Linked DNA regions of Mus musculus: region 2 is linked to region 1. A link is a loop called in an ENCODE intact Hi-C map of the cell type or tissue named here. Cell type or tissue: gastrocnemius. All regions are shown on one strand.

The links. Peaks named below come from ENCODE experiments on the same cell type or tissue, not always from the same donor. Only the 100,000 strongest peaks of a DNase experiment are listed, where the experiment ranks them.
Region 2: it touches region 1 in a loop (11-fold over the local background); 5 of 42 quality-filtered maps call a loop at or near these places.

The regions. Positions count from the first base shown.
Region 1 is chr6:50,218,643-50,223,642 of GRCm38, reverse strand. Gsdme (gasdermin E) reads left to right here. Exons shown (of 10, transcript NM_018769.4): 6 at 743-907; 7 at 2,527-2,654; 8 at 4,205-4,406. Among named protein-coding and RNA genes, the nearest start is that of Gsdme, 41 kb to the left of the region's middle. In gastrocnemius, a CTCF peak has its summit at 2,587 (motif pointing right); DNase peaks (open chromatin) are centred at 2,604 and 4,728.
Region 2 is chr6:50,110,633-50,115,632 of GRCm38, reverse strand. The region is part of intron 1 of Mpp6 (membrane protein, palmitoylated 6 (MAGUK p55 subfamily member 6)); the gene reads right to left. Among named protein-coding and RNA genes, the nearest start is that of Mpp6, 2.9 kb to the right of the region's middle. In gastrocnemius, a CTCF peak has its summit at 2,696 (motif pointing left); a DNase peak (open chromatin) is centred at 2,642; H3K4me3 peaks cover 2,604 bases; H3K27ac peaks cover 2,664 bases.

The DNA of each region.
Region 1 (5,000 bases):
TTCCTGGTCCACCTCTGAAGGGGTAACACACCCCCAGGGAGAGGTGTCTTTCCTGTGCTCAACAAAAGGTGACTCCTCATCTCAGAAGACAAGGACACAGAGGGACCCCAAAGGCCCTCCTAAGCTTGCTGTAGTGCAGGACAAGTCTGTCAGCCACTCTATGCCTGATCAGACCTAGTGTAAGAGCCCTCAAGTGAGCAGACATGGTGGCATGTGTCTGTAATCCCAGCACGTGTGAGGCTGAGGCAGGAGGATCTGGGGTTAGAGATGAGCCTGGGCTACATAGTAAGACTCTATTAGTTATTTTTCTGTTGCTGTGACAAAGTACTGTGACCAAAGGCAACTCAAGGAAGAGTTCAATTTGGCTTATGGTTTCTGGGAGAGAAGAGTCGGCCATGGAGGGGCAGAGGCACGTCAGCAAGTGGCAGGCATGTGAGCGGGAGCAGGAAGCTGAGATCACACAGGGTGACAGTAGCTCAAAGGCTGTAACTCAGAGCCCTCCCGCAGTGACTTACTTCCTCTAGCAGGACTGTACCTTCCAAAAAATGCCACTAAACTGGCGACTAAACACTCAAAAGCTGAGTCTATGGGAGATATTTCTCATTCAAACCACTAGACTCAGTCTCAAAAACTGATGCAAAGAAGCAAAAGCCCTTTTGTGTGTCTCCTGACACAGTGTGAGGTAGGTAACGATGAGTCTGAGGTGATCAGTGCCTGGCTTGGGCTTTTCTCTCCACTACAGAATTCTGCCTCCTCCAAGGGAAACATGGTGGCTTCGAGCATGAGAGGAAACTAGACTCTGTCTACTTGGACCCCCTGGCCTACAGAGAGTTCGCCTTTCTGGACATGCTGGATGGGGGTCAAGGGATCTCTTCGCAGGACGGGCCCCTACGAGTTGTAAAACAAGGTATTGCCTGTGGTTACGGCCAGATGGAGAAGTGGACTCTCTCCCAAGGGGTGATCCCCTGGGGCCTTCAGGATCCCCTTGGATCTTTGGGTGGGCCCAGTCTTGGGTGTTGTGTTTTAGAGAATCGAGATCCTAGGACTCAAGGTGGGAGGCCAAGGAGTGCAGTGGTCAGGGGCCTGACAGTTTTCTTTCCCCGTTTGGGACCTGTGGTCTGAGAATGGTCAGCAATGAGCAGAGCTAGAGCCCCCAGGATCTGTTATCAGCCTTGATACATTCCAGGCTTCACGGCATGGCAGGCTGCTGTTTGTAACAGCCATTGAGGCTTCCCACCCACATGGCTGGCGGAGGGCTGTAGCTCTGAACTATTGAGCAAACTCAATAGCAGTTTGCTTTGCTCCTCATAGCTTGTTACTTTAGGGTTTTTGTTTTGTTTTGTTTTGTTTTGTTTTGTTTTGCTGGGTTCAGGAGAGTGTGTGTGTGGGGGGAGCTGGGCTAGAAAAGGGGAGGAGCTTAGGAGAAACCAGGGCTGGCTCAAATTATGCTCTACCATGTAAAGCAATTCCTCCCTGGAATTCAGCAACTCTCTAACCAGAGGATGCTGCTCCTGGCACAGTGTTAGAGGAAAGGGTGATGGAGACCCAGGGTTAGGGTAGCTTTTCCCTGGGATAAGAGTTAACTAAACTTGGGGCCTCTACTTGCAGTTGTGCTGCAGAAATGTGAGGCCACAGCTCCTTTTCTCACTGCACCAAGCTGAGTCAGCCACCCTCATTGGCCAGAGTTCCCTGGGCAGCTGAGGATGGTGGTCAGGTATAGCAGCAGGAGTGCGCTTGTGTTTGAGCCCTCAGATTCTAGGATAACCAGGATGGCTTCTCTCTTCAGGCAAGGACTGATAAAGATGGAATTGTATTCCACAGGAGATTTTGAAGATGTGGCTCAGAAGTTCTAGAAGTATCTAGCCTGTAGGGTGTTCAGCAATTATTTCCTAGACCTCCATCAGCAAGGCTGTGTAGCATCAGTGCGCAGCCCTCAGTAGGAAAGCACCATCCCAGTCCTTCTTTTCTGGCTTAATTTACTAGGAGCTTTTGACTGTCCTCAGGAAAGAGGATTGCAGGGGACAGGCTCCTGCAGAGGATGCGAGTGGCATAGCAAAGTGCACCCTGAGCTCATCTTGAATAGGAGTGAAAGGCACAGGGAGGGAAGTGGAAGCCATGCTTGCCATGAATGCAGAGTGCTGGCCCTTTGAACATGCATTGAAAACAAAAGCATGCCAGGTTGTAGTGCATGTCTGGACACGGCTGGGAAGGATGTGTTTGGAGACCAGTATGGCTTAGGCTTAGTGATTCTGCCTTGAGAATTCACTGTTATAGATAGAACCCAAGTGGCTTCCAGGTTAAGTCTAGCACTGCACAGGTAGAAAAGAAGGTGAGGTCTGGGATGTCAAAGTGGACTTCCCTGTCCCCCTTTCCTTTCCTGTAGTTTCCCTGGTTGTTGAATGTCACTCGGGGTGCCCTGAATGTCCAAGACTCATAGCCAGTTCTGAACATGGAGTCCTTTGGAAGGAACTGGTGACTGAGAGGCAGGGTGTGTGCATGGCCTGATTGCATCTGCTCTGCTTTCAGCAACCCTGCACCTAGAGAGGAGTTTCCATCCCTTTGCGGTGTTACCTGCCCAGCAGCAGAGGGCGCTGTTCTGTGTCCTGCAGAAAATCCTGTTTGATGAAGAACTCCTTCGGGCCCTGGAGCAAGTGGTAGGTGGGTAGGCGGGGGTTATGGATTTGGGTTTGTACCTGGTTGCTCCGAAAATATGCACAGGCTAGACCCCTCAGGACAGGTTTTGGGGTAGTTTGAAATTAAGTTTCACCACTTCCCTTTAGCCCTAAAACTTGAAGCTGCCATCAAGCGGGAAGGGATGAGTGACTTTCTTAGAGCTATAAAGATGACCACAGGCTTGGTGCTTAATATCAGAAATTAATCTCTTACATATCTGGAGGGCAGAATTCAGAGTTGCCAGTGGCAGTAGGGATATACCCCTCTGAAAGCTCTAGAGAACCCTTGTTGCCTGCAGTTTCTGGTGGCTCTTGGCATTCTGTGGCTGGTGGCTTATCTCGGTCATGTCTTCCCTAGCCTGTTGGGTCTTCTCTAGACACAGAACTCATTACTGATCACCATTACTGGATATAGACTTCTCTTACTTGAGACTCTCACCTTAATTACACCTGCAAAGACTCATTGCACATAAGGCTTCATTCTGAGACTGCAGGTGGGCATGGATTCAGCTCACAGTGAAGGGGCTGTGTGGCAGAGCCTGTCAACCTGTCCCATTTAGAACACAGACAAGGAGGTGTTTATTGATTTGTTTTACAACAGCCAGATTTTGAGGGACATGCCAGCTGCTCACCCTCCATCAGCTCAGATTTTTTTTGTAGTTAATGAGGCTGAGACTTTGACAATTTTCTTTTCATTGTGACTTTGTTTTTAGTTTTCCTTCTTTCCATACTGCTCAAATGCTTTAGGTGTCCAGAAAAAACACTCACATCATCTTCCCACTTGAAATGAAATTGCGAGAGCCTAGCAACCAGGGACAGGATTACAGTTGTCCAGAGGTTCTAGTTTGCCTTCTGGAGGATGCAGGGCTTGACCCAAGAAAGAACGCAGATGTTTCTGAATTCCATGACTTTTACTTCCTAAAATGGCCCCTTCCTAGAGGGAAATGTCAGGTTAGTCCCTTATGGAGAGAGTAGTATCTGCCTGCTGATGAGTGTCCGAGAAAACACCAGGTACCTAGGGCATGGAACTAGTGCAGGGGCTCAGAACTGGCTCATGGGCAGTGCCATCCCACCCCTGAGCAACCTTGTGATGGATAAAGCTGCCTAGGGGAGGCTGGGGATATACTAGGTTAAGCGTGCTGTTTTTAGAGTGCGAGAACCAGGAAGGGATGTTGCTTTTATGACCCCTTTGACAGTTTGATATGTAGCCAATTGTTCCTAGTATCTGGTAAAACTCAATATCCTGGCATAGTCTGGAAGGTTCTGTCTGCCTGACACTTCTTGCCTGACTCTTCCCCTTTCCATGTGGAAGGACAGTACTTGGGCATGGCTCATCTGTGTCCTTAGGAGGAATTTAGGCTCATAGATGGCATCAAAGTTTAGAAAAGGGCTCAGTGCTTGCTTTACCTGGAGAGCGTAATGCACATGGAGAGTGTTGGTAAGTGCCGGAGGGGCAGAGGCTCAGTTGGGTTGCACTTCACTGAGTTCTGGCTTCATCATATAGTCTTTCTTCTTCTCTTTCTACACTGTAGTGTGATGATGTGGCTGGTGGTCTCTGGTCCTCACAGGCTGTATTGGCAATGGAGGAGCTGACCGACAGTCAGCAGCAGGACCTCACAGCCTTCTTGCAGCTGGTGGGATACAGGATACAAGGAGAGCATCCTGGCCCACAGGATGAGGTCAGCAACCAGAAGCTCTTTGCAACAGCCTACTTCCTGGTCAGCGCACTAGCAGGTATGGAAACCACAAAGGGAGCTGGGCAATGTCTGCCAGGGCTGGGAAATAGTGTTGCTTTCGATCTGCTTCTGGACCGAGCAACAGTGATGACTGAGGACGGTTTGGGACAGTTCTCTCCGTTTTAGTCCAGGGGGTAAGATGTGGAAGGCTAAGAGAGTCCTGCCACACTCTGAGCCTCCACTTTAAGGGTGTGTCAGTCTTACTCTGGGAGGGTCACCTTCCAGTCCTCTCACTGGAAGTCACTTTCGAAACACAGCCAGTGATCCCCAGCAGGGTCCAGATGGTGCTGTGTGACGGGCACTTTCCTTTTGGCAGCTGTTTGTCCTGATCCTCTCCTCCGTCCTTGCACACTTGTGGCCCCCTTCATGGTCCTCTCAGGTTTCATATGCTGTGTGAGGCACTTGTCCAGGAGGAAGGCTGGGCTTCTGCATGGCTCTGAAATGGCTTCCAAGGGGGAGTGGATTTCAGTTACTGTCAAGAGGAGCCTGCCATGCAGAGAGCCTGGTGGTGCCCCATGTGAAGCAGCTGTAGCTACATTTCATCTCTGTAGACCTAGCTTCCCTCTACCACAAGCTACTAGGCACTGGGTTC
Region 2 (5,000 bases), 110 kb after region 1:
GGTTTTTGCAGAGTAAAAGAGAAGGCCAGTTTCTTTAGCTTCATGAGTGAAGCCAGAAAGTAGTTAGTGTTCAGATAAATACGTTGCATGTTAGTTCTTCAACCTCTATGTCGATTTGTTCATGTTTCTAGCCTTTCCTTAATTTCCAGCAGTCACCTTAATGTTTTTTAGAATTCAACTGCATCTAATTTTAGTACTTTGTATTTCTGTAACAATGCGAGAAAACTGGATAAGTTCCATCCTCTTTAAAACCATTGGCAGAACATCTTTGATCTGTGAATCTGATAGATGAAAATGGTACATAGTAGGATTTTTTGTTTTAGTTAGTTTTTAAAGCAGGGTCTCACTGTATAGTTTTAGTTGCCTTGGTTTCCTGAGTGCTAAATTTACAGACATGTGTTGCCACACCCAATATTCAGTTTTGGTTTATACTTGTATTATATATGAGCTTGAAAGTCTTAACATATGCATAAAATAATTTGGATTTCCTATTTTTAGATTCTATCCATGGCTTTTCCTACTTGGTGTTAAAATCTTTTGTTTGTTGGTTAGTAAATATCCTTTACATATTAAGGAAGTGTTTTTTTTTTCCTTTTCTTTTTTAAAAGATTTATTTTATGTATGTGAGTACACTATTTCTCTCTTCAGACACACCAGAAGAGAGCATCAGATCCAATTACAGATGGTTGTGAGCCACCATGTGGATTCTGGGAATTGAACTCAGGATCTCTGGAAGAGCAGTTGGTGCTCTTAACTGCTAAGCCATCTCTCCAGCCTAGAAGTCTTTTGTCTTCAGTAGAAATCCAAGTATTTCCACAGTTTCTTTATTATCATCATTTTTATTATTTCATAATATACTGATTCTTTCATATATATTTCATTCTTAAACAAACGTAAGCTCTTCTCATTAAGTGTAATTCTTTTGTATATCCCTAGTAGAATGCTTTTCAGATATATGGAACTGAAGATTAAATTAAAGGGTAAAGATAAAACTGCTTTTGGAATGACTGAGCATAGATCTTATCATGGGGTGTCTACTGGGAATGCACACGGTTACAATAAGTACAACCAAGTTCCGGTAGCGTAAGCCAGTCTGCCAAACTGAAGCAAAGGGCAACCAGTACTGACTGCTGTCTCTGGTCGTCTGAGCAGGGACTGTAACAATACAGAAGCTGCCGGTGGGCATATTTCTACTAAGAGGAACAGAAAGTGCTCCTATGTAGCCAGAGTAGAGCAACAACAGGAGCTGTAGGAGGAAGGGGAAGGAACCCACAACAGGGAGTCTAAAAGAAAAGGCGGAATATGACAAGCTGAGTGACATGCACAAGAAAGCAAAGAGTGGGGAAAAGTCTGAAAATAAGCTAAAAAGTGAAACAAAACAAAACCACAAAACAAACAAAACCTACTCACTGTATTGTCTTCTCCTTCAATTTTCATTCTACTTTAAATCTGTGATAACTTCAAAGGGGAGGCCTTTTGAAATTACCATCCCCAGGTATTTAAAACAATACTCAAGTATCAGTGGAAGCTAGCAACAAATGAACATTTTTAACTAAGCAGAATATGTCTCTTCTGGTATGTTACACTGAAAAACAAACAAACAAACAAACCAACAAGCGGGGCTGAGCATTCAAAGCGCTCACTTCTCTTCCAGGACTGAGGTGCAGTTCTCAGCACCCATATGCGGGACCTCACAACCACCTGTAAGCATGCTTTCATTGGCTCCAATGGCTTCTCCTAACCGCCATGGGCAACACGTGTATGTGGCACACAGGCATACACTCAGGCACACCCACACACATACAAAATACATCTTTTTTTTTTTTTTTTAAAGGAAAGGAAAGATGAATTTCAGGACAAAAGTAAAATTGTCTTAAAGTTTCTTTTAAAGAAAAAAAGAAGCAATTTAGAAGATAGGAACTACTCCAAATTGTTCATCATTATGTGGATGAATGTACCATGCAGAAAATTTGAGAAAGGTCTTTGAGTTATTCTATCATAATTAAGGGAGGCCATAAGTTACCTTCTCTCTGACTTGCTAAAATGCATTTTACTTTGTTTAAGTGAGCTCACATTCTGAAATGGCCAGAACAAGGTTAAATATTGTCAGAAAAGAAAATGTATAAATCTGACTTTATTATACTACAGAAGAATAATCAAACGGTCAAAGAGTATAGGTTTTTAACAGAAGACCACCTTTTCTCTGCACAAACATGAACACAGATTTAACTAAAAGAGGTGCTTTGCTATCTCTTCCTCTAAAAGTTTTTAAAAGGAGCCTAATCTGCTCTAAAAAGGTTTGGAGTTAGTATATTTCATACAAGAGTGATGATCTCCCCAGACCCTTCAACACAACTACCATCTGTGTACATCAAGCCTGCACTGCTCCTAAGATTAATGCCAGTAAAATCAGCTCTCTGGAAGCACTCATGAATCCAAGATTTCATGGTTAGTTAGCCCATGGAACTAGCAGTAGCCCAAAAAGTACACTGTTACTAAGTCTATGAGGAGAGGTATTTGGTGAGTGGAGTGGAGTGTGAGTTAGAGGAGAAGGCATCACACACACTGAGCTCCAGACTCGGTTCTCAATGCAGCCTCCTTAGCAGCCGCTCCAGCAGTTTGGCAAAGCGCCCAGGACGATTAGCAGCCAGAGCACGCAGAGCAGGGATCTGTTGAGATGAACTGCAAAGGCTCCCCCAAGTGGTCACAAATAAATGACAGCCACGTCTGGGCTAATCACTGCCCTGGCTTTGACTCCAACCAAAAATACTCTAGGTAAAGCTGGTGCCTATAATTAGACAAAAATGTAATCAAATACTAGTACCCCACACGAGAGTAGCGAGAGCATCATGATTTCAGATCCCATGTTTATGAACACAGCACTATTTTGGAAGGAAAAAAACTAACAGTAAAACAAAACTACAATAATTTTTCTCGATAGATTTTTCTGGGGATGACAGTTATCTCAAATAGATGAGTACTTTTCAAATCTGCTTGACCATCCCTAAATATCAGCATATCCTTTGTAACTACATTTACTTGAAGATCAGTTCTGATACAAATTTAGTTACATATCAAAAGAAATACATGGAAAATGAGAATTTATCAGCTTTACTACATACCCAACTTACAATTTACAAAAGTTCCCTTCTCACTAGTAATCCGCATTGACTGTACATGACATAAACAATACAATCAGGTCTTCCTACCTTTCTCTGTATTAATTTTATTAGTGTTTTAACTGTCTGACTAGCTTGAGCTCTGTATTGTTTGCAACTCACTCTCTCAGAAATGATTTGCGGATGTCACCCACTTCTGATAAAGCTCAGATGTCCAAAATGTGCAAAGCATTTAATTAAAACATCTGTTGTCTTCTGATAATCTTCCATTATTCAGAGGTAAAGCTCATATAGGTATGGTATATAGTCAAACAAGCAACACAATTTTAAAACATTATAAAACAGGTACCCAGGGTCTTGTGACTGTCTTTTTTGTTTTCAATCTCAAATTTAAAGGGAAAGGAGAGAAGCAGCCTGGGTAGCCTTCTGACACAATTTCAGCTTCAGGGGGAAAAAAAAAATGAGCTTAGGAAAAAAAGCAAATTGCTCCCTCAAATATTTTTTTTAAAAAAATTATAAAATCCAACAGTTTTCCTGAAGAGGAGAAAAAAGGATTGTCTTGTACAGAGCTATCAAACTTAACTCTAACAGCTTGATATTTTTACCTCAAAACTTTGTGTGTGTGTGTGTTTCAATATTCCAAGGTGGAAATGAGATTCACTGCAATAATTACAAGACACACACACACACACACACACACACACACACACCATAAGCCCGCGCTCCTACATAGCCTGTAGTCTCCATAGGACAAAATAGAGCAACTCAAAGTGTAACCATTTTTGCATTATGTAACCCTAATTTGGAATAAAAGAAACATGAGCCTTATAGAGCAATGTATGTATTTAAACAATAATTTAATAATTTAAATATATGAAAGCTTTAAGAAACAAATGACCTCAAAATGAAACAACCCCCAAAGTTATTTGTTTACAGAGCAATAAGGCCTCTAACCACAAAACTACAATCAGGCCTAGTAGTTTATCATAACTACACAGCCAAAGGCTGGTGCATTGTTTGACCAGTGTACCAAAATTTACCCTTAACCAAGGCTGAGATAGTTTTAGTACACATGAGACGTATGTAAGTTTCCAAAAAAGAAATAATGACCTGAAACACCACATGGGAAGAAATGGCTGCTAACTCATATTCCAAGTGAAGACCAATTTAACGCACCCCGAATGCTGTCAGCTATATGACAAGGAACCCCATTCAGGAGGGCTAAAGTAAAATTCCAAGAATTCCCAGAGGCGTAGGAAAAGAGTAAAAGCATGGCTAGCCTGACCTTAACCGGCTGCTTTTTGAGTAATGCGGAGAATTTTCTGAGCCTTGCCTACAGCCTTGAGTCTCTTCCTCACCCTTCTCCCCACCTACACAAATACTCACCCCAGAAAAGGGGAGCTTAATGAATGTTTTCTCGAGCTGCGATCCCAGGAACTGGTACCTTGAGAATAAACTCCCAATAAAGTGTTAAAAAAAAAAAAAAAGAGTCCCCCCAGCAAGAAAAATAACCAAAGACACCCCAACCAATCCACAAGCTGTCACCGCGCTGTCCGATCTTGCATCTACTCCCCTCCGGCCTGCCGTCCGGCCAAAATAGAAGTGGGGGAAGAGAAGGCAGGCACCTTTCTGCTTTCAGGCAAATGTGTCCAGCTCGGAGAGCACGCGCTGAGCGGCGACCGCCCCCGCAGAGGCGTGTGCTCGCCCACCGCCACTTTAGCCAAACAACTGGAACCTCGTGGCTCGGAAGTGGCAGCAGGAGTTGCAGCAAGCCTCCTCCCCGGGATCTCTGAGCCCCCAAAGGTGTCAGTCCCAGCGCCAGCCCGCTCGCTCGCCCGCCCGGGTCCACGCCGAGGCGCCCGCGCCGCAGAGGGAGGCGGC